3 separate regions of the Homo sapiens genome follow, and all the other regions are linked to region 1. A link is an interaction called in ENCODE POLR2A ChIA-PET data of the cell type or tissue named here. Cell type or tissue: A673. All regions are shown on one strand. Each heading gives the region's core, and the rest is flanking DNA. Links, peaks and the distances in the headings are about the cores only.

Region 1 (10,540 bases), core at 3,279-8,278:
ACACAATAAATACCATACATTACAGAGCATGCTGGGAAAGCAATGCATACCACAGAGCAAAAGAAAATGGGCTGGGTGCGGTGGCTCACGCCTGTAATCCCAGCACTTTGGGAGGCCGAGGTGGGCGGATCACGAGGTCAGGAGTTCGAGACCAGCCTGACCAACATGGTGAAGCCCCGACTCCACTGGAAATACAAAAATTAGCCAGGCGTGGTGCTGCATGCCTGTAATTCCAGCTACTCAGGAGGCTGAGGCAGGAGAACTGCTTGAACTCGGGAGGCAGAGGTTGCAGTGAGCCAAGATTGAGCCACTGCACTCCAGCCTGGGCGACAGAGTGAGACTCCGTCTCAAAATAAATAAATACATAAATAAATAAATAAATAAAAATGGCAAGGGGGTGGGGTGCACTGGGCAGGGGGTACCCTGTAGCATCAGATGGGATGGATGGGGACAGCCACATCCAGAGCACAGCATTTGAAGAGTTCAAGCCCAGGAGGACGCCAGCCTTGCAGCTAGCTAGGGAAAGAGCATTCCGGGTCAAGGGAGTAGCCAGTGCAAGGGCCCTGAGGCAGGAGTGTGCCTGATGCATCAGAGGCTCAGCAGAGAAGCTGGCCGGGCTCAGCAGGGTGAGTGTGGGGGAAACTGTAGGGGCAGAGGCCAGAGAGAGTGGGGAGGACCCACTGAGGGTGGGGAGAAATGGTGCAGGACCTCAGGGCAGCAGAAGGAATTGATCTTTTCTCTGAGTGAAACAGAGAATGTCCTGGGGGACGAGGGGCACTGGGACCAGCCACAGATGTCCCAGCTCTGTCTCATGTCAGACACAGGATAGATTGCACTATCCTCCCCACTCAAAGGCCAACAAAATGTCGCAAGGGTGATGTCCCTTGAGTAGACACTTTCAGAGCCAGGACAGCTCAGCCACGCCCTCTCTTCCTCTGGCATGGTGACCAGCTGGCGCCCAGGGCCCCGAGCCCCCTGGCACACAGTGGGTGCCCAGCACGAAGGAGAACAGAGCCTTTGTTGTTTCCAGCCACAGAGATGGGGTTTTTTGTTACTGCAGCGAAACCAGCCTGACTCTGATATGGGGGCGGAGACAGAGGGACAGCTAGGGGACTATAGCGATAATCCCAGTGACAGACAACGCAGCTGAGGCCAGAAAAGGAGCAGAAGAGGTGCTGAGAAGCAGTCGGGGTTAGGAATATTCTGAAGGGAAAGCTGGGAGGGGGTGGGTATGGGGTGTGAGGGGAAAAGGTGAGTCAGGGATGACTGCAAGGTTTGGGCTTGAACAACTAGAGAAATGGAGTCTCCACCAGCTGAGATTGGGAGGGGATCAGGGGTTCAGTTGTGAACACGTTTGGTACGTCTCATTAACCTGAAGCCTGAAATATTCACGAGGTGGCAGGGGCAGGTGTCCCATGAATGAATGTGGGGACCAGGGGAGGTTTCCAGGTGGGAGACATCAACGTGGGGGTGGGTGGTCAGTATCGAGATGGGACTTAAATCCCTGAGCTGAATGAGATCACTGAGGGAATGCATGTCCACAGAAGAAAGGCCAGGTTCAAGGACAATCCTGGGATTCCAGAAAGTTAGCATCATCTGGGTCACACAAGCATTTGGTAAGTTACATGGTTCCACGGTGGGAGAGAGGACGCTGGTCTTTGGTCCATCTGGGCTGCCCAGGAGTGGCTCTCGTTGGCCACGTGAAGGTGGGCTCCATCCTGCTATGCCAGGATGCACAGGGATCCTAAGAAGTGAGCCCCACCCCAAAACTGTCTCCTTCTCTCTCCCCTACTTCTCAGAGACCTGCTACTTTCCTGGGTGCTCTGGAGGAACACCGCAAGGGTCTTTCCCACTCTTGGAATGTCCCCTCTTTTAAATAGAGCCTCCATCTTGTCTGCCAGGTCTGGCCACATTTAGTTAGGCCACTCCTTCCCAGGCCCTGTTGCAAACCCTAGAGCTTCCTCTAACCCTTGAGAAATTTCAACCCTTTTCTAAAAGTGGAGTGTCTGTTTTGTTTGTTTGTTTGTTTGTTTGAGACACAGTCTCGCTTTGTCACCAGGCTGGAGTACAGTGGCATGATCTCGGCTCACTGCAACCTCCGCCTCCCAAGTTCAAGAGATTCTCCTGCCTCAGCCTCCCAAGTAGCTGGGACTACAGGTGAGCACCACCACGTCCGGCTAATTTTTGTATTTTTAGTAGAGACGGGGTTTCACCATGTTGGCCAAGATGGTCTCAATCTCTTGACCTCATGATCCGCCCACATCAGCCTCCCAAAGTGCTGGGATTATAGGTGTGAGCCACCACGCCCAGCCAAGAAAAGTGTCTTAACCCTTCCCTGGGGCCAGAGCAGCTTGGTCCTCTTATCTCTCTTATCTCAAGGTATCACTTGCCCTCTGGAAGGAGAAGTAGGAAACAGAAAAAAAAAAAAATAGCTCTCGTTTTCTTTGGATTCTTCTAGAACAGCAAAGAACACAGAATATTATCACAGTATATTAACCTTCTACACATGTTTATCAACTTAGTTCAAACCATGAAAAATTAGTATCCTTCAAGGAACAAATAATCCTTCCACTAAATCAACTATTAGAAATATATATAAAATGGGGGACACAATGGGAGTATGACACGATTAGAGTTTTGAATCAAACTAAGAACAGCGAAGCTTTAAAGATTAGTCATGAACATGGACCTTGGCTATCCTAACACAAATAAGAAAACTAGCCAAATCCAGAGAAGTCTGGGGTTTAATGAACAGTGCATTAGTCCATTCTCACACTGCTATGAAGAAATACCAAAGAGTGGGTCATTTATAAAGAAAAGAGGTTTAATTGACTCACAGTTCTGCATGGCTGGGGAGGCCTAAGGAAACTTACAATCATGGCAAAAGAAACCTCTTCACAGGGCAGCAGGAGAGAGAATGAGTGCTGAGTGGAAGAAGAAATCCCTGATAAAACCATCAGATCTCACAAGAAGTCACTCGCTCTCATGAGAACAGCATGGTGGAAACCACCTCTATGATCCAATTATCTCCACCTGGCCCCACCCTTGACATGTGGAGATTATTACAATTCAAGGTGAGAGTTGGGTGGGGGCACAGAGCTAAACTATATCAAACAGTAATATATCAGTGTTGGTTTCTTAGCTTTGGCAAATGTACTGTGGTTATGTGAGATGTTAACAATAGGAGAAACCAGGTGAGAGGTATATGGGAACTCTGTACTATCAAAAATTATTCCAGAATTGGCTGGGCATGGCGGCTCACACCTGTAATCCCAGCACTTTCAGAGGCCGAGGCGGGCAGATCACCTGAGGTCAGGAGTTCAAGACCAGCCTGACCAACATGGTGAAACCTCGTCTCTACTAAAAATACAAAAATTAGCTGGGTGCAGTGGCACATGCCTGTAATCCCAGTTAGTTGGGAGGCTGAGGCAGGATACTCTCTTGAACCTGGGAGGTGGAGGTTGCAGTGAGCCGAGATCACACCATTGCACCCTAGCCTGGGCCCTGGGCGACAAGCGAGATTCTGTCTCAAAAAAATAAAAATTATTTCAGAATAAAAGGTTTATCTTAAAATTCCAAATACAAGCAGAGACTCTTGCCAGTTAAAAAAAAAAAAAAAAGGGTCTATAGCAACCAAGAAGAGTTTATCCCAAGACTATATCGGTGGCATTCAAGCAGGAAAATGATTTACATGATTTATCATATTAGCATGAGAAATAGCAAGGTCCATTTAATTATCTCAATAAATATCAAGGAGGCATTTGAAAAAAAGTCACTACAAATTTGTGGGACAGGTTTTATTCTAAATATGATAAAGATTATGGAATTTTATTTTTTATTTTTTGAGACAGGGTCTTGCTCTGTCACTCAGGCTGGAGTGCAGTGGCACAATCTTGGCTCACTGCAGCCTCTACCTCCCCAGGCTCAGGCAATCTTCCCACCTCAAGTCTCATGAGTAGCTGGGACTACAGGTGCACTCTACCACAGTCGGCTAAGTGTTTGCATTTTGTGTAGAGACAGGTTTTTGCCATGTTGCCCAAGCTGTTCTTAAACTCCTGGGCTTAAGCAATCCTCCCTCCTCAGCCTGCTAAAATGCTGAGATTACAGGCATGAGCCACTGCACCTGGCCAAGATTATGGATTTAAAACCAAAAGCCACCAGGCACAGTGGTGTGTGCCTGTAGTCCCAGCTACTCAGAAGGCTGAGGCAGGGAGATGAACTAAGCTTAGGAATTCAAGGCTGCACAGTGAGCTATGATCATGCATGTAGACAGCTACTGCAGTCCAGCCTGGGCAGCATAGCAAAACCCTAGCTCTTTAAAAAAAAAAAAAAAGGCCAATTATTGCTTAAGGAATAGAAAGTCATTAGCACTAAAAATCTGGACATGCTCTCGCTTGTCTGGTTACCACTCCTATTTTAATATAAAACTAAATTAAAACTAGAAACACTGGCAAAAGCTATCAATAAGAAAAAGAAATAACATGTAAATATAAGAATAGAAGACATTAAAATGTGAATTGTCTTTTAGCCATGATTATAAACCTAGGAAAGCAACCAAAAGTACCAGTAAATTACTTCCAGAAGATACATAAGAAGACATTTAATCAAGTGCATCTTACATGAATATAATGCAACTAGAAAATGCATGTAAAATAAAAGAGAATTCAAGAGCAATTTAAAAATCAAATAATTGTATATCCATTTAATTGGCGACATAAGATGCTTACCCAAAGGGCATTGTGAGACCCTAATAGGAGAAATAAAGGAAGATAAATAAAAAACAGAATTTTTCCCGCTCCTGTTAGGAAGAAGCAGCATAATAAAGATGAAAAATTTATCCCTGCCAGCTGGCAAGAGACAACTCTTAAATATTCAGAAAATTTGCCAGCCATTTGTTAAGTCATGTATAGCTTGAAAGTGGCCACAGTGGCCAGGCACAGTGGCTCACGCCTGTAATCCCAGCACTTTGGGAGGCCGAGGCGGGCAGATCACGAGGTCAAGAGATGGAGACCATCCTGGCCAACATGGTGAAACTCTGTCTCTACTAAGGTACAAAAATTAGCTGGGCGTGGTGGCGTGTGCCTGTAGTCCCAGCTACTTGGGAGACTGAGGCAGGAGAATCCCTTGAACCCGGAAGGTGGAGGTTGCAGTGAGCCCAGATTGCGCCACTGCACTCCAGCCTGGCAGCAGAGCGAGACTCCATAAAAAAGAAAGGGAAGGAAGGAAGGAAGGAGGGAGGGAGGGAGGGAGGGAGGGAGGAAGGAAGGAAGGAAGGACGGAAGGAAGGAAGGAAGGAAGGAAGGAAGGAAGGAAGGAAGGAAGGAAGGAAGGAAGGAAAGTGGCCACAGTGTGGGTATTTCCATCAAGCAGTCAACAAATGCACCAATCAGGGCTTTTCTTTCCAGAGAGCTGTTTTTCCTACACACCATTTAGTAAAGGCCAAATGATTTTTCACTGTTACTTTTAGGAATGTAATGAATTGATTGAGAAATCCCCAAATTCCTCTTTTTATTTACTCATTTACTTATTTAGGTTTTGAGACAAGGTCCCACTCTGTCGCCCAGGCAGGAGTGCAGTGGCATGATCATGGCTCACCTCCAACGCTCAAGTGATCCTCCTACTCTCAGCCTCCCGAGTGACTGGGACCACAGGCACGCACCACTATGCCTGGCTAATTTTTTGACTTTTTGTAGAGACAAGGTCTCACCATGTTGCCCGGGCTGGTCTCAAACTCCTGGGCTCAAGTGATCCTCCCACCTCAGCCTCCCAAAGCGCTGGGATCACAGATGTGAGCCACAGCGCCCGGCCCACTATATTATTTTACATTTTTACTTAAAATTGTTCTAGCTTTATTGAGGTATCATTGACATGAAGCTAATTAACATATCCATCCCCTCACAGAGTTAACCATTTTGTCTTTTGCGGTGAGAACATTTAAGATCTCTCTTAGCAATTGTCAAGTATGTGATACATTATTACTAACTCTAGTCACCATGTGGTACAAGAGAGATCCAGAATTTACTCATCCTGGGGAAAAAATTTAATTTGTTATATTTAAACATTGAGAGAAGTCTGAAAAGATCTACAAAAAATATTACCGATACTGTCTGAGTAGCGAGATTTCAGGTGCTTTTTTCCATTTATTTATTTATTTATTTATTTATTTATTTATTTATTTATTCATTTATTCATTTTTGAGACAGAGTCTCGCTCTTGTCACCCAGGCTGGAATGCAATGACATGATCTTGGCTCACTGCAACCTCTGCCTTCTGGGCTCCAGCAATTCCCTGCCTCAGCCTCCTGAGTAACTGGGACTACAGGTGCCGGCCACCAAGCCCAGCTATTTTTTGTAATTTTAGTAGAGTTGGGGTTTCACTATGTTGGCCAGGCTGGTCTCAAACTCCTGACTTCAGGTGATCTGCCCGCCTCAGCCTCCCAAAGTGCTGGGATTACAGGCGTGAACCACCACACCTGGACCCCTTATTTTTAATTATTTTTATTTTTTCTATAATAAACATGTATTATTTGTGTGATGAGAAAACATTCTTTTTATTTTTTTTATTTATTTTAACAAGCTAGAAGAAAATAAAATCACATTTTTTGCCCATCTGTGTAAAGGAAACAAACTCTGACTAAAGAAACGGAAACATCTTATTAGAGACAAGATGGGGGTCTGTTGAGCATCTTTAAAAAGTTGTGAACTCCTAGGGCCGGGCGCAGTGGCTCACATCTATAATCCCTGCATTTTGGGAGGCTGAGGCAGGCCGATAACTTAAGGTCAGGAGTTCAACACCAGTCTGCCCAACATGGTGAAACCCCCATCTCTACTAAAAATACAAAAATTAGCTGGGCATGGTGGCAGGTACCCGTAATCCAAGCTACTCTGGAGGCTGAAGCAGGAGAATCGCTTGAAACCAGGAGGCGGAGGTTGCAGTGAGCCGAGACCGGGCCACTGCACTCCAGCCTGGGGTGACAGAGCAAGACTCTGTCTCAAAAAAAAAAAAAAGAAAAGAAAAGTTGTGAACTCCTTACAGAATCATAGGCACAATAAAACACAATTAGAACAACAGCATTGGAAAATGTGTAATAAATGTAAGTAAAAAGGTAACTGTCCAGATATATGAAGTATTGCTGTGAAATATGCAAGCTCAAGATCCAGTTTCAAGTTAATGAGTGATCAGAGAAGAAAAAAATGCAATTTATACACCAGGAAAAATTTGGACAACAAAGCATCCCATGAAAAAAATGCAGAGCGTCACTAGCAATTCAAGAAAATACAACTCAAAACAATACGAAAATCGTTAGACACCTGCGAACCAGCTGAAGGAAGCAAAACCTGTGTTGTGAGGACTAAAGGGAAACAGGTTTCCACATTGTTTGAGGTGCCTGCTATAATTTGGTTTTGTTTCTCGAGAATATTCTGACAGCCCTTCTTGGCTCTTGAGGAAAAAAAAAGACAAACTATTTATACCTTTTTGTATCACTTTGGAAAATATGTTCTGGGCAGCATCTTCCAAGTAATATTTCTGGAATACTTCCAAAGGATGTTGATAGATATTATATAGAAAGAGTATTGTGATTGCAAACACAGATATTTCTATATTTCAGGACTTGTCAGTGCCTTTTACCTGCTAATGTGCATTGTGGATCTCCAAAACTATGTACCATTTACTCAATTAATTTGACCCCAGAATCTTTGTCATGGTAACTTTATTAACAGCTCACAGAGCATTAGGCTGCTGGCAATCAGACTGAGAATAAGAAAAGTATTTGGGGTTTTGTTTGTTTGTTTTTGAGACTGAGTCTCGCTCTGTCGCCAGGCTGGAGTGCAGTGGCATGATCTCAGCTCACTGCAACCTCTGCCACCCGGGTTCAAGCGATTCCCCTGCCTCAGCCTCCCGAGTAGCTGGGATTACAGGCGTGCACCACTACGCCAGGCTAATTTATTTTTATTTTTTGTATTTTAGTAGAGACGGGGTTTCATCATGTTGGCCAGGATGGTCTCCATCTCCTGACCTCGTGATCCACCCACCTTGGTCTCCCAAAGTGCCGGGATTATAGGCGTGAGCCACCATGCCCAGCCGAGAAAGGCATTTTGTATTAAGATGTTATTGGTATAAGTAAAATCTCTGAAACAACCTGGATTTTTGCCAGCCGAGGAAAGTTTATCCAATTCATCTGCATTTAGTAACAGTCCTTTGAGTGTAAGTTCTCTCTTGTTTGACAGTTAGATAAGCAGGCTTTGTAGACTTCTTACTTAAGTCACTGAGCAGAGAGTTGAACAGTAACAGAGAGCCCTGTGGCTTGTCACTAGAGACCCATTTCCTTGGCGGCCACTGCTCAATGGTCCCTGTTTAATTGGGAAAACCCACCGAACTCCATTATCATCTAGCCCAGAGATGCTATCAAGAATCACATGCCCGAAGTCAAACCGGAAAGTATATTTAGTGCTGGATGTTTGTGTATCTTTGCTAACCTTTAGAAAGAGGAAGAAGCTGGAGCTTGGTTTCCCATCAATGGTATCAGCTCAGCTAACTGACCCCTGCTTCGATCTTAAAGTTAGGACAAGGAATTTGCGCTGTATAAACTCCTTCATGTCTTATTCATTCTTACATTCTGTTGGTTTGGTTGCCTTCAATTTCCTAGGACGCATTTCTGTTTCAAAGTTTCCAGTCTCCTCCCAGCCAAATGGAGGGGCAGCAGGAATTCAGCCCATATTGGTCACAACGGGTTGGGAGGAGTTGAACCAAAGAAATATCGTATAAAATCAGAGCCTCAAAGACTCCACGGACACCAACGTGTAGCATACGCTCGCAAAGACACTGTGCTGAATGCGAGCCCAGGTGTACCCTGCAGGAGCAGAGAGGGGGTAGGAAGCCTCGGCTGTGGATATTATTTATCCCTCCCCTACCCCACCCCACTACTCCATCCCTCCCTCCCTCACGCTATCCTGCTTCCACCCCACCCCTCCTGATTTTCCACATTTCTCTCTCTCTCTCTCTCACACACACACACACGTGCACACACACAGACACACACACACAGAGTTTGTCTTCTCAGTAGCCTTCTGATCTCGGTGATTTAGGAATCCAGAAAAATGCACAAAAGCAGTCATTAGCCAAAAAGAACCCATGTGTTCCTGGTAACATTCAAATGACCCTGGTACTCAGGAAGGTTTCTTGGGGCCATCACCCTACCTGGAATGGCCATCACTCTTCAAGCCCAAAACATGTTTTTAAACACTTCTGTCCATTCATTCCTTCATTCCTTGGTCCAACACATCTGTGCAAAGCTCCTACAGTGGACAGTACCCCAGGACACACGTGGTTTCCCTCCTGCCTCAAAACATTTATAGTCTAGGGCAAGCCTGTCCAACCCACGGCCCACAGGCCTCATGCGGCCCAGGATGGCTTTGAATGTGACCCAACACAAATTCGTAAACTTTCTTCAAACACTATGAGATTTTGGGGGGATTTTTTTAGCTTATCAGCTATGTTAATGTTAGTGCATTTTATATGTGACCCAAGACAATTCTTCTTCCAAAGAGGCCCAGGGAAGCCAAAGAATGGGACACCCCTGGTCTAGGGCATGGATAATATCAAACACTGATATCTAGCAAATATGAAACTCAATAGCAGGGTGCATTTAGAACTAGAAGATAGCCGGGTGCGGTGGCTCATGCCTGTAATCCCAGCACTTTGGGAGGCCAAGGCAGGTGGATCACCTGAGGTCAGGAGTTCGAGACCAGCCTGGCCAACCTGGTGAAACCCTATCTCTACTAAAAACACAAAAATCAGCTGGGTGCGGTGGCAGGTGCCTATAATCTCAGCTACTTGGGAGGCTGAGGCAGAAGAATCGCTTGAACCCAGGAGGTGGAAGTTGCAGTGAGCCAAGATCACGCCATTGCACTCCAGCCTGGGTGACAAAGCAAGACTCCATCTCAGAAAAAAAAAAAAAGAACTAGATGATAAACATGACCAGTGACTTTTATCTCCAAACTCCCAACACCAGCCATAAAAGGGCTCTTCCCAACTGCCTTCCAGAGTGCCACCTTCCTGGCCCTTCCCAGCCTCAGGAGTGTTTGCAGCATGTCTTTAATGATGGCTCGTGGTGGCCAGGCACTTCGGTCACAAGCAGAGGTTTGCAAGGTTATCACATTAACTGTGCCTGATCCCTTGCACCCAAGTTACAGGCTGAAGCCACAAAATTGTCTCCCAATCAGAGGCCTCTTGCCGAACGCCCCCACAAACACCAAGGCCCCTTAATCAGAGTTGAGTGGATGTGCCGGTGAACTCTGCAACAGGGAGAATGCTGATTTTTCCAATTGTGCAAAGTACCTCAGCAGTCTCCCTCTAATTTTCCTTTTCATGTTCTTTTGAGGAGGTTTGTGTATTGCCAGTCAAGGTTCTATGGCAAAACAAAAAACAAAACACAAAAAAAAGCCCACAACAGCGAAAACAACGACGACTAAATACAGAAAGCAGCAGAGAGCTGCCTGCTGAGCCTCCGCCTGGGCTGAGGCTCCCTGGGAGTCCGGCT
Region 2 (10,540 bases), core at 2,488-7,487, 460 kb before region 1:
AATGCCAAGTTTGTTATAAAGAAACAGAGGCAAAATGGCGATCAGGCAGGCAACTGGGTGGTCTCTGCCACGGGCCCCTTGGCCATTCTTTGTAATGATGGTCTTTGTCTTGGACCCTATTTTGGATATTTGGGCACCTTTGTGGTACCCTTATGTGCTGGTTTTGCTGTTGTCTGCCCTTCAGGAATAGCAGCTGAGTCAAGCTGTCCTTGGCTGCTCCAATCTGGAGTCAGAGGTTGGAGATTTCCATGGCTCCCCATGGCTCCTTGGGGCCTCCTAAGAAAATGTTTTAATAAGGAAGTCCAAGGCTGAGACAGACATGCTCCTTCTTAGAGACACATGGGAACATGCCTCTGCTCACAGCTGGTAGCCACAGATGTAAACCGTAGCCCATGGAACGGAGACAGTGAAGAATTGATGGATAAATGAATAATGATGATGGACAGCAGATGTATAAAAGGCATAAAAGGATAGTGTTAGGGCTGGAATGTCTTCCCCCCAATTCATATGTTGAACCTTTAATGCCTAATACTTCAGAAAGAGACTGTGTTTGAAGATATGGTCTTTACAGAGGGAATAAAGTTAAAATAAGGTCATTAGGGTGAGCCCTAATCCAAAGGATGGGTGTCCTAATCAGAGGAGGAGATTAGGACCCAGACACACACACACACACAGAGCCAGGTGAGGACACAGGGAGAAAATGGCCACGTACAAGCCAAGATGAGAGGACTCAGGAAGAACCAGCCGACTCCACCCTTCAAAACTGTGAGAACATAGATGTCTGCTGTTTGAGCCACCCTGTCTGCAAGCAGTCAGCAAGCATTCATTGAGTGCTTGCAGTATTCAAGGCACCACAGATACAATGTTGAATAAGGCAAAGCACCTGCCCTCAGGTAGCTTGCAGTCAGGGAGGTAAGGGTAGTGGGCAGAGAGACCTGGAAACAGATATTAGACCTGCACTAAGCATGTGTGGTTATTGAACAGTAAAAATGCCACCACAAATTGCGATATGATGTAAGTAAAATGCGTACTGGCTATTGAAGACTTGGCACAGAAAAATAATGTAAAATCTCATTAGTAATGGTTTTATATTGATTACGCATTGAAATAATACTATTTTGGACAGATTGGGTTAAATAAAATATTAAATTTGATTTCGCCTGTTTCTTTTATTTTCATTACTTATTGGCCATGATATTTTATTTAACTTTTAACTTTTATTTTAGATTCAGTGGTACATGTGCATGTTTGTTATACAGGTAAACTCATGGGGGTTTGGTGTACAGATTCTTTGTCACCTGAGTACTAAACTTAGTACCCAAGAATTATTTTATCTGATCCTCTCCCTCCTCCCACCTTCCACCCTCAAGTAGGCCCCAGTGTTTGTTGTTCCCCTTTATGTGACCATGTGTTCTCACAAGTGAGAACATGTGGTATTTGGTTGTCTGTTCCTGTGTTAGTTTGCTATGGACAATGGCCTCCAGCTCCACCCATGTTCCTGCAAAGGACATGATCTTATTCTTTTTTATGGCTGAATAGTATCCCATGGTGTATATGTACCACTTTTTCCTTATCCAGTCTACCATTGATGGGCATTTAGGTTGATTCACCTATTCCTTTTAATAGGTCTTAATATGGCTAGTAGGAAATTTAAAATCACATAGGTAGCTTATATTATTTTTGTTATGGACAGTGCTGTGCTGGACCTTCATAATGCAGTAAAAGGGTGGCGGGTGAATGCATGGTGTGTTACAGGAACGCAGGAGGGAGCTTCTTGGAGGAGGTTCTTAGTCCATTTATGCCTGAGGTTGCCGTTTTTTAAATTTTTGCAATCAGACCTTGGTGATGACCTTGAGCAGTAGGATATATAAATAACTCCCACATGCTCAGCATTCCAATAATGGAACACTAGGCATAAATGGGTTGAGTGATAATGTTTGGACTGCAAACCAGAACCTATGAGATGCAGCTAAAGCAATTCTTGAAGGGAAAGTTATAGCCTTAAATATTCATATTAACCAATAGAAAGAATGAAAACATATGGATTAGGCATATGGCTCAATATATTGAACATAATAGAAAAAACTAAGAAAAACAGAAGGAAGAAATAAAGATAAGAGAGGAAATATATGCATTAAGAAGCAATAGAATTAACAAATGTACCCAAGTGCCAGATTTTTCAGGGGCATAAAAAAGGATGCTGTTAGTCAATCCTATCAAGAAAAAAGAAGAAAACATAAATGAAATAAAAGTCTATGGGGAAAACAACCGCAGAGACATAAAATGGCAAATAACCACAGGAAACTGGCACTGGGATACATAAAAGATTTTGAGACTTTGAAAACATAGAAAATATAATTTATTTTAAAAAAGACTCCAAAAGAGATGTAAAGTCTAAACAAATTGATTACCATAGAAGAAATAGAAAGTTGTCAAAGTCGACTTTCCTTAAAAAAAAAAAAAAAAAGCATCAGGCCTAGAATGTTTTATAGGAGGATCCAACCACACCAAAAACGAACAGGTAATTAAACACTATTTAAACTGTTCTAAAGCATAAAAGAAGGAATATTTTTAACTTCTTTTTATGTAACAAGCATATCATTGATGCCAAGATCCATCATAGATGGCATGGAAAGAGAAAACACACACCAGTGTTGTTTGGGAACATTGATGTAAAAATATTAAGTCCCTGAATTAAGCAGCACATTAGGGGAGTAAATCATTGCAACAACTGAGCGGAATGGATTCCAGAAATGCAAGGATGGTTGGGTATTAGAAAAACAATTAGAAAAGAGGAAGAAATCAGAGGTGCAAACACTGGGAAGGAAAATCATTATTTACAGAGAGATGGATGATTTTCTTGGAAAATGGAAGAGAGTCAACCAGAAGCAATTGCAAATGCTAATACCAGAATTCAGTCAAGTGAGTGGGTCTAGATCAATACAGAGAAACCATACACACAGCAATCCACTAGATGAGAAGCATGAAAGACCCCATTTATAAGAGCAACATAAAGAGCAGAAACATGGTTGGCCACTGTGGGTGATCAAGTTAGGGCTCACAGTGATTTCCTTTAGTCTGTTTTCATGTGCAATCGCCATGGGTGCTGTAGACAAGATTTATTATGGACACGAGACCCTGACAGTGTCGAGGCTGGTGGAGAAGCCCACACAAAGCTGGTGTTTGGCCTGGGGGCCCAGGTGACCTGCAGGGGAAGCTGGTGGCTTTGCCATGTTGCTGAGACTAGGAGGCCTAGATAAGCTAGAGGAACAGCCTCGTTGGAGGGGCTGTGGCCGGGGACCACTGTGGGCTGGGGACTCCACTTGGACTGTCAGAGCACAGAAGCTGACTCTCCTTCCCCACGGCTGCCAAGTCCTGTGCTCCTGGACCTGTCACTACCGTGGAGCCAAGAAGACACAGAAAAAAGCCATCACATTTTTTGCGGGTGGCGATGGTGGGTGCCTCCATATAGGGTGAGTACTTGGGGTGGAGGGGTTCCCTGGGCCATGGGACTTTCAACACTAAAATGGGGAGGGTCGTGGCCACATTGGGATGGCTGGTCATCCTGTTTATAGGACAGGATGTAGTAAAGTGTAGTAAAGAATCTGACCCAAAGAGAAGTCTAGTCTTTGTCCTTGGTTCCTGGGAGGGGATCTCCAGGCCCTCGGGATGTCCTGCTTGAGAAGAGCATCTTTGTTTGCCTGTCATGAGGGGACATTTGGGTCACGTGGTCTCCTTTTGACCTCTGGAGGGGCAGAAAACTAAAGGTCAGTCACTTGGGCATCAGTGCATCATGCCCACGTGATCGTGATCAAGCCCCAGTAAAAACTCTGGACACCAAGGCTCCGGGGACATCTGCTTGGCAATACTCGACGCATCTCATCACGCACCATTGCTGGGAGGAATTCATGCGGTCCATAACTCCACTGGGAGAAGGAGATTGGAACTTCCTTGCACTCTGCCCCATGCATGCCTTCCCTTGGCTGATTTTAATCCTTTCACTGTAATAAACCATAACTGTAACCATTACAACTTTCAGTGGGTTGTTGAAATGGAGGATGATGAACTTGAGGACCCCTGAACTTCCAATTGCTGTCAGAAGTGAGGGTGGTCCTGGGGACTGTTTCCTAATTTCTGCATCTTCGTTCTCTGTTTCTCCTTCTCTTTCTCCTCCTCTTCCTTGAAAACTGCAGAAGGATATACCATGAGCAAGGATTCTGCCTACCCCAAGTCATCTCATCTCCCTCCATCAATGCAGCCCGAGCTGCCTGTTTCTTGTGTCTCATCCAGAGATATCCCGTGTGCTTCCAGGCAAATGCAAATGTCTTCTCCCACCAACCTCATTTTCTCCCATAATTAATAGCATGTTGCGCATACCCTATCCTTATTGCCCCATATGAATTTTTTGTGGATTTTCTAGTTTTCCTGTAATGAGCATGCATTTTTTAAAAATGAAGAAACAAGTGGGTTACACAGATTGGAAAGTATAGTGAGCAAGGCTCTAAGAAATGAGTAGTTAAGGGTAGTAGTAGTAAGCTTAGGGAGCTGTTGTTCCCTTACGTTTTGAGACAGGGTCTTGCTCTGTTGCCCAGGCTGAGTGCAGTGGTACAATCATGGCTTACTGCAACCTCTGCCTCCCAGGCTCAAATGATCCTCCTGTCTCAGCCTCCCAAGTAGCTGAGACTATAGATGTGCACCACTGTGCCTGGCCAATTGTTTTTTTTGGTAGAGATAGGGTCTTGCAATGTTGTCCAGGCTGGTCTTGAACTTCTGGGCTAAACAATACACCTGCCTTGGCCTCCCAAAGTGCTGGGATTACAGGAGTGAGCTATCACACCAAGGGGTGAGGTGGACTGAGGCCAGGCAAAGGTGAGCTGTGGGCCCTCGGTCCTGGGCACGGATCTCATCACTAGGAATTCCTCCTCCCCATTCCCCCACCAACGGGGCCACAGCCCCGGGAAAGGGGTGGCTCTTCTGGGTCCCCAGACTGCTCCCAGCTTTTCCTCTGTGGAGGCAGGTATGTGAGAAAGGATGCAGCCAGGCAGGTGCAACACACCTGGGCAGCCCGTGGCTGTGGCCATGGCCATGGCCGGTCTGCATGTGGAGGAAAAGATGGTGAGGTGAGACCCTGAGAAACAACTCTCTGATCTCATCCACCTCTCCCCTCCTAGGCGGGACGAGATGGATGCACCCTCTGCCGCAGCCACCTCTTCTGCAGGTGCCCGGCTTCTCCAGACTTGCTATTTTGGAGGGGCAGGTCAGTGGGAACGACCGACTGCCTTGCATCTCAGCCACTCATGGGCCTCAGAGTGTGGGCAGGGGCAGCTGCAGCCCTCTCGAGCCTCTCACTCCCTGCTTGGCCTCTGTAAGCCTGTCCGGGAGCAGCTCACAGAGCCCCTGTGGTGGAGATGAGTCACTTGTTCTAAAAATAAAAGAAGTGAAGTCATGAAATAGTGTATTTCCTTTTTAAGCCCGATGTGCCTGCAGGGGGATCCCCAGCAGTGTGCTGGCGGCAGGGACCCTGACAAGGTCTGGAGCCTCAGAGCGCACCTGCCCCCACTTACAAGCCCCGGCCTCGGGGATTGGGTGGAGTGTCCCCTGCCTCCAACGGCTCCCAGATGAGTGAGTAAAAGATGGCACGTAGACCAGGAGCGGGGGCTGACACCTGCAATCCCAGCACTTTGGGAGGCTGAGGTGGGAGGATCACTTGAGGCCAGGAGTTTGGGGCCACCCTGGGCAACATGGTGAAACCCTGTCTCTACTAAGAATACAAAAAAATTAACCAGCGTGGTGGCACATGCCTGTGGTCCCAGCTACTGGGGAAGCTGAGGTGGGAGGATTGCTTGAGCCTGGGAGGTCAAGGCTGTAGTGAGCTGAGATTGCACCACTGCACTCCACCTTGGGTGACAGAGTGAGACCCTGTCTCGACAAACAAACAAACAGACAAACAGACCGATGGCATGTAAATAGCACCCACATTGGGCAGACAGTCTTAGGCTGTAAGAGAGGGCAGAGTGCCCTGGAACACACACAAGGGAAGGAGCGCTGCTCTCTCTTGGGGTCTGTGGGAGGCTTTCTGGAGCAGGTGTCCCTAGAGGTAGGACTGGGGGGACTCTGCTAGGCTGGTAGGAAGGGAACAGCATTCCAGGCAGAAGGAACGGTGTGAGCAAAGGCCTGGAGGCTACAGAGCTCCCGGCAAGCTCAGGATATGATCCTCTGTAGGTCTCCCCAGACCACCTGGGGAGCTGGTGACACGTGCAGATTCCCAGGCCCGAAGACCAGCTGGACTCCAAGAGCAGGGCCCAGGAATATGACTAATAATTCCCCTGCCTGATTCCCATACCCTGCAAAATTTGAGACCCTCTGGTTCAGATGCTAGTGCATAGAGGAGGGGATGAAGAGACGTACGATGGCAAGGCAGGTTGGGTCCAAATTGTGAGGGTTTTGAGGGTTGTTTAGGAGTTTGGATTTTGGTGTACAGGCAGGAGGGGGCTATCAAGGGTGTTTAAGTAAGGGAGTGCTGCTCCTGGACCTGCTCCTGAGAATGGCTCCTGGGAGTGATGTAGGTGACTGATTGATGGGGTGGGACGAAGCTGGGCAGAGGCTTGGGTAGCTGGGACTGTAACAGTTATGTGAGAGGAAGCGGGAATCTGAGAGAGTTGCCGGGGCAAAATGTAGGCCCCCAGCCCCTGGTTCAGGGGACAGCCCAGGGATAGTCACCAGGGATCCAGCGATGTGTGTGTGTGGAGTGTGAGCAAAAGAGGGGGAATTACATGCTTGTTACCAGAAGTGGGGTCGGAGATGGGGAGAGAGAGAGCAGTTCTGGGTCCTGGAGCAGCAGGGCAGAGGGGTTCTGGAGATGCCAAGTGCTCAGGGCACAGAATGGGGCCCGGATGCTTGATGGGGGTATGGGGAAGTCCTTAGAGAAAACAGAGCCCAACAGTGGGCTTCAGGCACCCACTGAGGGTCTTGGGTGTGGTGCTGGAGGGGCCGGGAGGGAGGGAGAGGGTAGAGAGGGAGAAGGGATTCTGCACAGACTCACCTGGTAGGGAGGTTGTTTCAGGTATATGTTCAGAGCCAACGATGGCCTGGGCTTGAATCCCATGCCCTCCACCTCTACCTGGGTGGCCTGGGCACATGTGCTGAGCCCAGTCTGAAAGTATGAAATGGAAAATTTCAGAAATAAATAATTCCTCAGTTTTAAGTGGCATGCCATTCTGAGTCGTGTGATGAAATCCCATTCCATCTTGCTCAATCCCCCTTGAAGTGTGAGTGATCCCTTTGTCCAGCACCTCCACGCCTTGATGCTACCTGCCTGCAAGTTACTTGGGAGCCCTCTCAGTGTGGGATCCATTTGCTCCATACTGCAGGGCTTGTGTTTAAGGTACCCTCCTCCTCTTTTACTTAATAATGGCCCCAAAGCACAAGAGTAGTGATGCTGAGGTCGGGCGCGGTGGCTCACGCCTGTAATCCCAGCACTTTGGGAGGCCGTGGCAGGCAGATCACTTGAGGCCAGGAGTTTGAGACCAGCCTGGCCAACACAGCAAGACCCCGTCTCTACTAAAAATACAAAAATTAGCTGGGCGAGGCGGTGGGCACCTGTAGTCCCAGCTACTTGGGAGGCTGAGGCAGGAGAATTGCTTGAACCCAGGAGGTGGAGGTGGCAGTGAGCTGAGATAACACCACTGCACTACAGCCCGGGTGACAGAGGGAGACTCCGTCCCCTTACCACCCCCCCCCAAAAAAAGTAGTGATGTTGACATATTGTTACAATTGTTCTATTTTATTATTGGTTATTGTTAATCTCATTTGGTGTCTATTTTTTAGATAAAACTTTATCATGGTATGCATGTACAGGAGACATGTATATAGGTATGTATGTACATAAAAAGTGTATATGATACTATTCATGCCTTCTGGCTTCCCCTGGGGGTCTTGGAATGTGTTCCCTGTGGATAAGGGAGGACCACTGTACTCATAGAGACTGGGGTGCCAGTTACGGAGTTGTGGAGTGCTAGCCCAGAGCTTTGTGAGCCGGGAATGTGGTGGGGTGAGAGAGGGCTTGGCCAAGCTCGGCTGGGATTGCATGGGACATGGGTCTTGCTGGAAGGCAGTGACTGGTGTCTGCATCTCTCCTTTGAACTCCGGAGGTGGGAAGCTGGCTGGAGCCGTCCCCAGGGCAGAAAGAGGAGAAAGGGCATCAGTGAGCCCCTGTGCTGCCCTGTTAGGGGTGGCTAAGCGTGGCTAAGATTCTGCTTTTCCTGTAGGGAGGAGTTATTGTCTCCATTGTTAAGGATGGCAAAGGGAGAGTCCATGGATTGCAGGTGATGCAGGCAGCAGATGGAGGAGAATGAAGCTATTATCTGTTCTGAGCCTCTTTTGTTACACAGCTTCATCTAGTCCCTGACCCATGCACCCTTCTGGGAAACCTACCTCTAACCTCCTCACTCATAAGACAGACACAGGCTGCCCCACCTCCAAAAGTCTGGAAACACCGAGGACACACGGACAGCCTTTGTGTTGTCTAGAAGGCAGCTCTTTTCCCCAAATGCCTGTCCTCCCTTCCCTGGAATCCTTCTGAGGCTAGGACCCACAATGATGGCCTGGCCCAGCACCCCATCCTCCGCCTCCTCAAAAGCATTTGCTGCCTGTCGGGAACACAAATCCCTGTGACCTTTGGCTGTTCCTGTCATGTCCTCAGAAGGACAGAAATTAGCAGGGGAATCAGGCAGTGAAAAATGGCCACCCTCTCCCCCCACTCCCTCTTCTCACAGTCAACAGCAGGGCAGGACGAGGGCTTGGGCTTGGCTGCTATCAGGCATCTATATGGGGTGTCTTTATGGGTGGGAGGGGGTTTCACAATCCACCTTTTGTAAAGCCTTCTGCTCATGGGAGTTTGAGGTAAGCTGAGGTGGGCTGGAGCTGGCATGGGCAGGGGGCAGGTGATGCCATCTCCCAGGTGCCCTGAGGCCTCAGGCCTGAGTGAGCTGTCCCCAGCAGCCCAGGCCATCCCAGCAGTGATCTTAACATTGGCGGCAGCAGGTTCCTCAAGACGTCCTTCCTGATGTCTTCACCCACATCCCCAGGTCCCCCCTCACCCAGCCCCCAGTGTGATGGTTAATACCGAGTGTCAACTTGATTGGATTGAAGGATACAAAGTATTGATCCTGGGTGTATCTGTGAGGGTGTTGCCAAAGGAGATTAACATTTGAGTCAGTGGGCTGGGAAAGGCAGACCCACCCTTAAACTGGATGGGCACAATCTAATCAGCTGTGCCAGCGAGGCTAGAATATAAACAGGCAGAAAAATGTTAAAGGAGAGACTGGCCTAGCCTCCTAGCCTACATCTTTCTCCTGTGCTGGATCCGTCCTGCCCTCGAACATCGAACTCCAAGTTCTTCAGTTTGGGAACTCAGATTGGTTCTCCTTGCTCCTCAGCCTGCAGACGGCCTATTGTGGGACCCTGTGATTGTGTGAGTTAATACACTCCCATGTAGATATATTCCATCAGTTCTGTCTCTCTAGAGAACCCTGACTAATACACCTGGTATCCGGCGGGTGCTCACTGTGACAGTGTGGACAGCTGCCTGATTGCAGTCTTGAGCACCTGTCTTTCTGATGCCCTTTCTCCTCTTTCTGCCCTGGGGGCGGCTCCAGCCAGCTTCCCACCTCCAGAGTTGGAGTTCAAAAGGAGAGATGCAGCCAGCTCCTTCCCAGCCAGCAGATGGGCCAGGGGCCAGCGGAAGGGGAGGGAAAATCCTCGGACATGTGGCCTGGCATTTTGAACTCCCTGCACTTTGTGGGAAAAACAGGCAGTACAAGAGTAATATTCACCTAGAAGTAGAAAGTCAGGGCCGAGGGAAAAAAGCAGCTACGTTAGGAAGGCGAGTCCAGGGACAGATACGTTACCCACCAGGTCCTTCATGATTGCTGTAGCCAAGCTGCAAGTTCCTGGCGGCCAATGGGAGCGTGGAAAGAAGGAAAGGTTTAAGGTTCTCGTGGCCATTGGAGAAAATACTTTAGCTGCTCAGGAAGAGTAAATCTTTCCCTAGCTCTCATTTGTGAAAGAAATTTTCCTTAAGGGGCTTCACCTACAAGTCATCGGGAGTAACGGTGATTGGATTGGTCAGTGTTCTCAAGAGAAGCTGAACCCACAGGATGTGCTGATATACAGACAGAGATTTGTGATAAGGAATTGGCTTGAACCATGTTGGAACTGGCAAGTCCAAAATCCACAGGATGAGCCAACAGGCTGGAGAGTGAGGAGAACCGATGCCATGGTTCTAGTCTGAAGGCTGTCTGTGGTAGAAGCAGGTGGAGCTGACCTCACAGATGGAGCCTGAAGGCCTTCTGCAGCAGAATTCTCTCTTGCATTTGGGTTCTAATCAGGCCTTCCACTGATTGGGTAAGGCCCACCCACATTAGGGAGGGCACATTGCTTTACTGAACATCCTTCAGTTTAAATGTTCATCTCATCCAAAACACCCTCGCAGAAACACCTGGAATCATGCTTGACCAAATATCTGGGCACCCTGTGTCCC
Region 3 (10,540 bases), core at 3,167-8,166, 1.8 Mb after region 1:
TCATGCCTATGATCCCAACACTTTGGGAGGCCGGGGCAGGTGGATCAACTGAGGTCAAGAGTTCCAGATCAGCCTGGCCAACATGGCGAAACTCCATCTCTACTAAAAATACCAAGATTAGCTGGGCGTGGTTGTGGGCACCTGTAATCCCAGCTACTCGGGAGGCTGAGGGAGGGAGAATCACTTGAACTGGGAGGCAGAGGTTGCAGTGAGCCCAGATTGCGCTACTGCACTCCAGCCTGGGTGGCAGAGTGAGACTCCGTCCCAAAAAAAAAAAAAAAAAACGAAGAAGATAGCAAATCACTAACAGAAGATGGCCAAAGGATTGGATTGAACAATTACGAGAAATATGTTTACAAAAAAAAAAAAAAAAAAAAACAGAGAAAAGAACAACAAACATTTCTTCTCCATCTACCCAGGTGCCCAGGGGTTTTGAGAACAAAGGACACTGTGCTGGCGTGGACGTGGTCCAGAGCTGGCTCAGCCCTCGCCGGGACAGATGGGAGCCTCAGTGTTTCTGTGGGCAATTGGGTCATCCATTCAAAAAGCCTCAAATTGTGCATGATTCTGACTCCAAAATCCACATCTAGAAATGGATCTAAGGGTAAAATAACATTCTGAAGAAATAAGGGGGAATAATGGGCAGAGTTTTAGCTCAAGAACATTTATTACAGCAGATTTAGGCTGCTGGGAGAAACAATTATTTGAAAAGTTGCCCCCATTGAAACGAGCTGTTCTCTCAAGGTGGATGATGAACTCATTTCAGGGAGAGGATTTTCTTTAGGCAACAATTTAATGAGCTTTATGGATGCTTACAGGAGAATCTACCACTGTACCTCTTTCAGAGATGGCTTAGATGGAGAGAAATTATGCAGAGAAGAGCTAAATCACTGCCAAGTAATGGGAAATGGGCGATGTCATCATCAAGCTTCATGGAGAGTTTTTGGCGGGAGGAGGCAGTGGAGGGCACCTTGAGGACTCAGAAGGATGAAAGGGCTTGGACCAAATGCAACCCAGCCACATGCTGGCAGGACAGAGATGGCCCAAAGATCCCCTTTGCAAATGTGGTCAAGAAACCTATAAAAGTATGCCAGGCATGGTGGCTTGCACATAATCCCAGCACTTTGGGAGGCTGAGGTAAGTGGATCACTTGAGCCCAGAGTCCAAGACCTGAACCAAAAAAAATTAGCCGGGCATGGAGGCACACGCCTGTAGTCCCAGCTACTTGGGAGGCTGAGTGGGAGGATCACCTGAGCCTGCAGTGAGCCGTGACCATGCCACTGTTCTCCAGCCTGGGTGACAGTGAGACATTGTCTTATTTAAAAAAAAAAAAAAAGGAAAGAGAAAAAAAGGAAGTTATGAAAGTATGATATTCAATTTTAATTTGTTTTCCATGCTGGGCTAAGCAGTAGCCTTCTGTTCTGATTCAGTCAAAGTTCATTACACACAAGAGCCTGGAGTCGTCCAGAAAGCTGAGAGGAGGGAGACCAGAAACAGGCTATGAAGTGACAGCCAAGGGCTTTGGAGTGAGAAGGTGGGAGGGGTGATGGTTTTAATAGAATGTAAATGCCTATGATATAACATAAGATGGTCTAACGAGAGCTGCAGACTTAGGGAGGAAGGAAACGGATAACAGTTTTACAGCATCCCATGAATGTTTATGGCCTACAGGAAGAGGGCTGAAGACTTGGGAAGTGACAAGGCAGTAGGAAGATATTTTGTGTAATCCTGGCTGATGCATTTGTAATTCCTGATGCTTGTCTGTTGCTACGGAGGAGGGTTAGGGACCACCTGGGACAGGCACCACTGCTGTGCATTCTCTTTCAAATCTCACCCTGGTCTATAGAGCAAGGACAGGAAGGGTACAGGGAACACTGTCAGATGGGCAAGGAGAGTCTCAGAGGCAGCTGAAGATGCTCTGAGGACACGTTCCAGACCCTTCCCTCTGAGCGCATCTGCCTGCAACCAGATCTGAGGCCCCTAGGGTTGGGGGTGAGAGTGATGGGTGATAGGGTGATATAATCTTCGAGAAAAGTTTGGGGGGCTGTGGGCAAAAGGGAGTAAGTCCTTGCCTCCTGCCTGTAGACTCTGGAGGAAGTCACCTTGCAGTGTCCTGTTCCAAAGCTGGCGGCTGGAGTGGAGGGGACAAGGGCAGTAAGACAGGTCTAGGGAGGACAAGAAGTGCTGAGATGGCCACTCACGCCCCTGCCCACCCTGGTGTCTGGAAGGTCCCGCCCCCCTGCCCCGCCCACACGGAGCATACAAAGGGTGGCTGTGAACCCTGGTGACAGGCCCGAGGGGAGTGATGGTGTCCCTCTGGTGAGAGTCTGTTGTGCACCTGCAGGAGACCCCATTACAGAGCGCCCTACAACTGGCCTGTGGGATTTGCAGCCAGCTCAAGGGCCAGCTGGTGAGATGGGAAGGATTCAGGGCCAGCTCGACAGGGATGCCCTGCAGTGACAGCCCCCAAAGACCCCACATCAGAGGCTGTGAGGCCTCTGACACAGAGGAAGCCAGAGAAAGTGTCCACTGGGGACAAACCTGGGTGGGGCTCCCACGGGGGAAGAGTGCTTTCATTTAACCAAGGGAGGCTGCATTCATGGGACAGCTGCTGAGCTCAACTGGAAATGAGTGAGTGACATTGCCCCTCCTGCCCCAGCCAGCCAGGCCAGGTGTGTCCCACATCCCAGCAGTCCCAACATCCTGACAGTCCCACATCCCAGCAATCCCGACATCCTGACAGTCCCACATACCAGCAGTCCCTACATCCTGACAGTCCCACATACCAGCAGCCCCGACATCCTGACAGTCCCACACACCAGCAATCCTGACATCCTGACAGTCCCAACATCCCAACAGTCCCAACATCGCAACACTCCCAACATCCCAACAGTCCCAACATTCTCACAGTCCCAACATCCCAACAGTCCTGACATCCTGACAGTCCCAACATCCCAACAGTCCTGATATTCCAACAGTCCCCGACATCCTGACTGTTCTGACATTCCAACAGTCCCGACGTGCTGACAGTCACAACATCCCAACAGTCCTGACATTCCAACAGTCCTGACATCCCAAGAGTCCCGACGTCCTGATAGTCCCAACATCCCAACAGTCCCAACATTCCGACAGTCCCAACATCCTGACAGTCCCGACATTCTGACAGTCCCGATATTCCAACAGTCCCGACATTCCGACAGTCCCGACATTCTGATAGTACTGACATCCCAACAGTCCTGACATTCCAACAGTCCCGACAACCCAACAGTCCCAACATCCCTACAGTCCTGACATTCCAACAGTCCTGACATCCCAACAGTCCCAACATCCCTACAGTCCCGACATTCCAACAGTCCTGACATCCCAACAGTCCCAACATCCCTACAGTCCCGATATCTGACAGTCCCAACATCCCGATAGTACTGACATTCCAACAATCCTGACATCCCAACAGTCCCAACATCCCAACAGTCCCAACATCCCGACAGTCTCAACATCCCAGCAGTCCCGACATCCAAACAGTCCCAACAGTCCAACAGTCCCAACATCCCAACAGTCCCAACATCCCAACAGTTCCAATATCCCAACAGTCCCAACATCCCGACAGTCTCAACATCCCAGCAGTCCCGACATCCAAAGAGTCCCAACATTCCAACAGCTCCAACATCCCAACAGTCCCGACATCCAAACAATCCCGACATTCCAACAGTCCCAACATTCCAACAGTCCCGACATCCCAACAGTCCCAATATTCCAACAGCCCCAACATTCCAACAGTCCCGACATCCTGACAGTCCTGACATCTCAGCAGTCCCCAAATCCTGGCAGTCCTAACATTCTGACAGTCCCAATGTCCTGACAGTCCCAACATCCCAACAGTCCTAATGTCCTGACTGTCCACACCTTGTGTCCCTATGACATCTACTCTCTGCACAGGAGCCTGAGCAGTTCTCCAGAGCCTACTTGGACAATGTCTCTCCTCTGCTGAACCCTGCCGGGGGTTTCCAGCCCCTCTTGGAATGGATGTCCTTCTGCGGCATCTCTGACCTTGCTTTCCTGTTGCCTTTGCTCACTCGGCCCCAGCCAACCCCTCCTTGCCCTTCCTCCAGGAAGCAAGCCTCTGAGCCACTGCATGGGCTGTTCCCCCCATGGCTGAATGTTCTTCCCTAGATATCCACATGGCTCACCCTTACCTCAAGTGCTTACCCAATGTCCTCTTCTTGAGGAGGCCCACTCTGGCCCACCTTGTATTCAGCACCCCCGGCCCTGCCCACACTCCCTCCCACCCCGTCCTTTGCTGCACTTTCCCCATGGATCACAGCCCTCCTGACATGCCACTCATGTCCCCTTCATGTTTATTCATGACGTTTATTGCTTCCCCCGGCAACTAGAGTGAAAGCTCCAAAGACTTCCCAGAAGGACTTCCCAGGTGCCAGGAGCCGTGCCTGGCGTATCTGATGCGTTCAAGGTACATCTGTGGAATGAATTTGAAGCGCTCCCAGAGGGGATGGGTTGGGGAAGCCTCACCTTCACATAAACTGTAGGGGACACCAGCTCAGATATTTCTCTCTGCATCCGGAATCGCAAGCCGGGGCAGGAGCCCGTCCCTCCGGACAGTAGCATGTGGCCAAAGAGAACCTTCTGGAGGTCGGGGTTGCAGGAAGTGATGCTCTGGATGGCCTTCGTGTGGATGCCAGGGGTGTTTTTCCCTGTCAGGACAGGCAGAGGGAGAAAGAATGTTGGAAGCCAGAGGCTTGGCGGCTGCACACCTGGGCCCCTGCCTCCCAGCGGAAGGCCTTGGGTGCTGGAAACCTCCCTGAGCCTTAGGTAACACCCAGCAAGGTAGGCAAACCTTAGCTTAGCTGGGCTCCCATCAGGGAATGCAGGGAGCCACCCGGTCAGATGACAGGACTCAGCTGCTCCTGGTTGAGGAAATAAATAGGAATTCTCCACTCTCCTCCAGGAGAATTTATATTCAACTGTTATTGACAGTTCTTAACATGTAATGCCTTGATATCAATTGTATAAAAAGATTCCTGTCGAGGCAGCATCCTCCTTCAGGCAGTCTTTGAGAAATGACACTGATCCCTCCTTTCTTGGCTCATCATTTGGCCACATGAATAAACTCAAATATAATGAGAACTGCCCTGAAGAGATGTGTGCCTTGTATTACTAGGTTGGTGCAAATGTAATCGATTACTTTTGCACCAACCTAATATTTTCTGTTCAAAATTGTGAGCCCCTGGGAAGGCTGCGTGGTGCCTTCCGTGCCTCTTGCCTGTGAGGAAAAATTGCCGAATAACCTTGGACTCATGACAAAAGGCTAACCCCAAGGGGCATTTAAGAGAGGCCCAGCAGAAAGGCCCTGCTAGTTTCACCGATCTGGGGTGGTGCTCCTGTTCACTGGGACCCAGCCAGACCCCGGGGAGAACTTCCCCACAGTGGGTGAAGAACCTCAATTTCTTCTCTACTTCACATTGGTGGTGCACGTGACCAGACCATCCCCTGCACAGTTGAAGAGAGGAACACAGAGATAAACCAACTAACTTACAGAAGATTCTAAGTGCCAGGTACTCACTGAGTCCTCAACCTGGGGAAATGGTTACTTCCCCACCCTTAATTCCCCGTTGTCCTTTATGAAGGTAACAAATGAAGAATTGGACTCCGGGGAACACCTGCTTTTCCATGTCGACCAGGGAGATTCCATCTTCCCCACCAGTAGGGATTTCACCCTCTGTCATTTCTCCCGTTCCACCAGGACAAATGTACCAGCTGAAGCGTTTAGGCAGCTCCATGCTAACTCAAAGTCTCTAGATCAGCCACATTTGTAAAGCTCCCTCCAAATCCAGGGTGATTACATGTCTGTCTTAAATTGTATTGAAATTTATATTTCAGATTATTTTGTAAGTAGGCAGAGTACAAACAATACATTTTGAAAGAGAAGACCTTTTTGGTGAGTTTCCTTCTCTGTAAAATGGGATAATTTTACAGAGGTGGATTTGGGGGTGGATTCAAGGATATAACACTCGCAATGGTCAGTGAAGTGACAGGCAGACTGTAAGTGCCTAGTGAGTGTTAGCTGGTGTCAGAGGAGCTTTTGAAACAGTGTGCCTGTTTGCTACTCAAACCACACCCCCTCCTGGCAGCCCTACTTCCCTTCCTTCCTTCCTTCCTTCCTTCCTTCCTTCCTTCCTTCCTTCCTTCCTTCCCTCCTTCCTTCCTTGCTGTCCTTCTTTTTTTCAGATGGAGTCTCGCTCTATTGCCCAGGCTGGAGCACAGTGGTGCAATCTCGGCTCACTGCAACCCCCACCTCCCAGGTTCAAGCGATTCCCCTGCCTCAGCCTCCTGAGTAGCTGGGACTACAGGCAATATGCCACCCTGCCTGGCTAATTTTTGTATTTTTAGTAGAGACGGGATTTCACCATGTTGGCCAGGCTGGTCTCAAACTCCTGACCTCAGGTGATCCACCCGCCTCAGCTTCCGAAAGTGCTGGGATTACAGGCGTGAGGCACCATGCCTGGCCCCTTCTTCCTTACAGGGTGTTCGCTTGCTCATGTCCAGGCTAATTTCTGTCCCCTTCCTGCGGATTCACCTATGAGTTTTGACTAGAAGAGCACCTCGGGGCAGAAGAAGCTCTCCTGCCCAACGGTGATCTCTTGGCCATCAGGCAGCTGATATTTCTGTTGGCATGAAGGTGAATCAGTTTTCATCTTTTCCTTGTCAAAGTCCAAAGCCACATAGCAGCATTTCTCCTTCATGTCCCGGATGTACTCTCGATCCCCTGTGGGACAAAGGAAAAGTGCCAAACAGAAAAAGGCATGAAAATGAGATGAGTTCACAGAAGCACCTTTGGTGAGGTTGAGGCTGCACCACTGGAGCTGTCATTTCTATTTCCATTTCACACTCCTGGCACTCTTGTTTGTGCCATGTGTTGAGCCTGAGTTTGTGGAAGAGTAGAATAAGTATGTCTTGAACTAAGATAAAAGGGATTAGGAAATTTCAGCGTTTCAGAAGTTGATCTCCTTCTACATACAGTGTATGTTTGGGGGAGGGTGGGGGGGAGCTGGAAAAGCAAACCCGACTTTCTTATCTACTGCTATGAGCGGTGCTGTTGGTGCCCCATCCCCCAGCTGCCGCCTGCTCACAGCTGCCCTCTTCTCTGGAGAATTGCCCACAGTGGATCAAAATCCCCACCCAGAAATATCTGGAAGGTTACATACACTCCTTCTCTTTTTGGATGGCTGACAACAGGCTTTAAACCCAGCTGTGTCTTCTCGCTTATGGTTTTACACTTTTTCTATCACTCTTTTTGAGTTGGATCGGGGAACTCTGCACCGCCCACCTGGAAATGTCACTTGCTCTTCAGCACCCTGACGTCTGCCTTCTACCTTCACTCGCTCCACCTAACCTGCTGTTGCCTGGGTCTGTTCTGTACTCCTAGATCCAAAAACCTGAGGACACTCTTTGGTTCTTTCCTGACCTCTTTCCCTCGGCAGCTGAGGTTATTAATCACTCCCTTCTTTCCTCGGCTTCTGGGATGCTGCACTCTCCTGATATTTGTTCCTTTCTTCATGTAGTTGGGGCTTTGATGAGGCAAATTTGGGTTCAAATCCCATCTCTGCCATTGACCCAATGCCTGGCTTTAGGAAACTTCATTAACCTCTTAAACCTTCCCTTCCCTTATCTGCAAGAATGGGATAAATGATCATTCGCAGGACTGTTGGAAGGACGAGAGGCAACGATGCTCACCAAGAGCTCACCAGGTGTGAGGCATCAATAACATGCTATGACTTTGCCCTGCAACCCTTCTCACTTTCCCTCTAATTGCTGTTATTCTTTAAGATTCCATGCTTTGCATCGCTTTTGACACAGACCTCTTGGTCTTCAAGGAAGACCCTGGGATGCAAGATTGTAGGCTCACTGGGAATGGGTGTCATGCAGGTTATACAGGCTGGGAATCTAGTCCAGGAACTGGGTGCAGAGAAGGACAGGCACCTTACCTGGAGCCTTGGGTTCATATCCCAGCTGCTATACCATTTATCATTTATGGAATGTTGGGCAAATCTTCTAATAGCCTTCCTGAGCCTCTTCCTGTTATTATTAGTTTTTTAAGAGACAGGGTGTTGCTTTGCTCTGTTACCCAGGCTGGCATACAGTAGTATCATCAGAGCTCACTATAACCTCTGACTCCTGGGCTCAAGTGGTCCTCTTGCCTCAGTCTCCTAAGTAGCTGGGACTACAGGTTGCTCATCACCACACCCTGCTAATTTTTTAATCTTTTTGTAGAGACCGGGTCTTGCCGTGTTGCCCAGGCTGATCGCAAACTCCTAGGCTCAAGTGATCCTCCCACCCCAGCCTCCCAAATTGCTGGGATTACAGATATGAGACATTGCACCTGGCTGCATCTTCCTCTTGTAATGGAAATAATTGTTCCCTCTCGTAGGGTTATAGTGAGAAGCAATGAGAAAATGCATGTGAAATGTTTACTTGGCCTGGTGCTTTCTACAGGATAAGTTCTCTATAAAGTTTAGCTCATCATCATCTTAACAACTGTCATCATAACTATCATCACCATCACCATCATTACCACCACCACCATCATCACAATCATTGTTACCATTACTATAACCATCATCATCACCATCACCATCATTGTCATCATCACCATCACCACCACCATCATCACCATCACCACCAATCACCATATGACCATCACCATCACCATCATCAGCATCACTGTCATCACCATCATGGTCACCATCACTATCACCGTCATTGCCACCACCATAATCGTTATCATCATTATCATTGTCCTTATCATCATCATCAATCCACTAAATGTCCCTAAATATAAATAAAGTTGTTTTTAGAACTTGAATGATGGTTAAGTAGTCTTAGCTTTACACACTGAGGGCTGTAGGTTGAGCTAGCAAAGAAGGCTATTATACCCCAGAGACTAGTTTACCCAGCCAAGAATAGCAATTTCCTACCTGTGCCCACCAATAATTGCACATTGTCTTTCAACAGTTGCAGGAGGTACGAGGTTAGGTCCTGGCCCGCTATGTCCACCTGGAAGGTTGACTGATGCAAAGGACAGCCATCAGCGATGGGCACGAAGTGTGTCATTCCTTCTCCAGATTCAACAGTCATGCCTAGACAAGAGAACATGCTGGTACCATAATGCAAAGCCAATGACATCCCTTACAATTGTTATATCTGCAGTGAGAGAAGGCAGAGGGGAGCTAACAGAGGAGAAGACAAAGATTCTCAGGAGCCAGCTTTCTTCCCCGAAAGGGGAGTGCACAAGAAGGAACAAAAGGGCTGGCTGTTGTGGATGGTGGCCCACAAGTTTTCTTATGACACCACACATGCAGGTTTCACAGTAGTGGTCCAAAAGGTAGAAGAGGAAAAATCATACCAGGATTTTTTTTCCTTTTATTGTTTTAATTGACAAATAATACTTACACAGTACTTATACTGTATACAAATGCCCATAGCAGCTTTTTTTTTTTTTTTTTTTTTTTTTTTTTTTTTGAGACGGAGTCTTGCACTGTTACCCAGGCTGGAGTGCAGTGGCATGATCTGGGCTCACTGCAAGCTCTGCCTCCCAGGTTCATGCCATTCTCCTGCCTCAGCCTCCTGAGTCGCTGGGACTACAGGTGCCCACCACCATACCTGGCTAATCTTTTGTACTTTTAGTATAGACGGGATTTCACCGTGTTAGCCAGGATGGCCTTGATCTCCTGACCTCGTGATCCGCCCACCTCGGCCTCCCAAAGTGCTGGGATTACAGGCGTGAGCCACTGCACCCGGCCCATAGCAGCTTTATTTACAATAGCCCCAAACCGACAACTCAAATATTCGTTCACAAGTGGATAAAGTACAATGTATTCATAAGATGGGCTACTATCCAGCAATGAGAAGACATGAACTCTCAACCCACACACAAGAATAAATCTTCAAGTAATTACACTGTGTGAAAAAAAAAAAAAAAAGAAACCCCAAAAAAGTGCTGACCTTCTGGTCCATTCATACAAAATTCTAGAAAATGCAGACTCCAAGGCAGCTGGTGGCTCTCTGGGGACAGACTGGAGGGGCAGACTGTGTGGTGCCAGGGAAAAGATTAGGGGTGACAGATACATTCATTATCTTGGTTCTGAAGGCTTCAAGAGTAGACACATGTGTCAAAACTTAGCAAATTGTACACTTTAAACACATGCAATTTATCGTATATCAATTACACCTCGAGAAAGCTATTAAGAAAAAAAAGTGAGTAAAGTAAACTGTTAAAACCTGGGAGCGAATCATTTAACCAGGAGGGATGAAAGGGTCTGGAGAGTGCGAGCTGTGTGGGTCTTTGTCTTTCGTTACTGGTCAGGGAGGGAGTGGGCTGCGCGCAGTGGTGAGCGTCTCAGCCGGAGGGAGGCGGAGGCTATGGGGCTCCCACAGGGCTACTCACCGAAGGTCTGGCCAGAGGCGTACAGAGAAAGGACTCCTCGGTTAGCTAAATACAGGGCAGGTATGTTGAAAATCTCAAACA

The links. ChIA-PET counts read pairs that join two places held together with the same protein. Peaks named below come from ENCODE experiments on the same cell type or tissue, not always from the same donor. Only the 100,000 strongest peaks of a DNase experiment are listed, where the experiment ranks them.
Region 2: POLR2A ChIA-PET joins it to region 1 with 5 read pairs; 2 of 35 experiments call an interaction of 5 or more read pairs at or near these places.
Region 3: POLR2A ChIA-PET joins it to region 1 with 5 read pairs; 1 of 35 experiments calls an interaction of 5 or more read pairs at or near these places.

The regions. Positions count from the first base shown.
Region 1 is chr11:69,616,878-69,627,417 of GRCh38, forward strand. No RefSeq gene overlaps it. Among named protein-coding and RNA genes, the nearest start is that of CCND1, 19 kb to the right of the region's middle. In A673, for the core only: no CTCF peak of the experiment used is centred there; DNase peaks (open chromatin) are centred at 4,214, 4,794, 5,424 and 8,184; H3K27ac peaks cover 4,858 bases.
Region 2 is chr11:69,161,287-69,171,826 of GRCh38, forward strand. LOC338694 (a long non-coding RNA gene) reads right to left here and starts at 10,276. Exons shown (of 3, transcript NR_104161.1): 1 at 9,913-10,276; 2 at 7,043-7,153. It overlaps LOC105369366 (a long non-coding RNA gene), which reads left to right and starts at 5,515. Exons shown (of 3, transcript XR_950256.3): 1 at 5,515-5,622. It overlaps SMIM38 (small integral membrane protein 38), which reads left to right. Exons shown (of 3, transcript NM_001369201.2): 3 at 1-1,154. RefSeq lists an enhancer at 5,295-5,589. In A673, for the core only: no CTCF peak of the experiment used is centred there; a DNase peak (open chromatin) is centred at 5,445; H3K27ac peaks cover 939 bases.
Region 3 is chr11:71,384,807-71,395,346 of GRCh38, forward strand. No RefSeq gene overlaps it. Among named protein-coding and RNA genes, the nearest start is that of DHCR7, 58 kb to the right of the region's middle. RefSeq lists enhancers at 4,209-4,710, 4,711-5,210. In A673, for the core only: no CTCF peak of the experiment used is centred there; DNase peaks (open chromatin) are centred at 6,125 and 7,175; H3K27ac peaks cover 2,384 bases.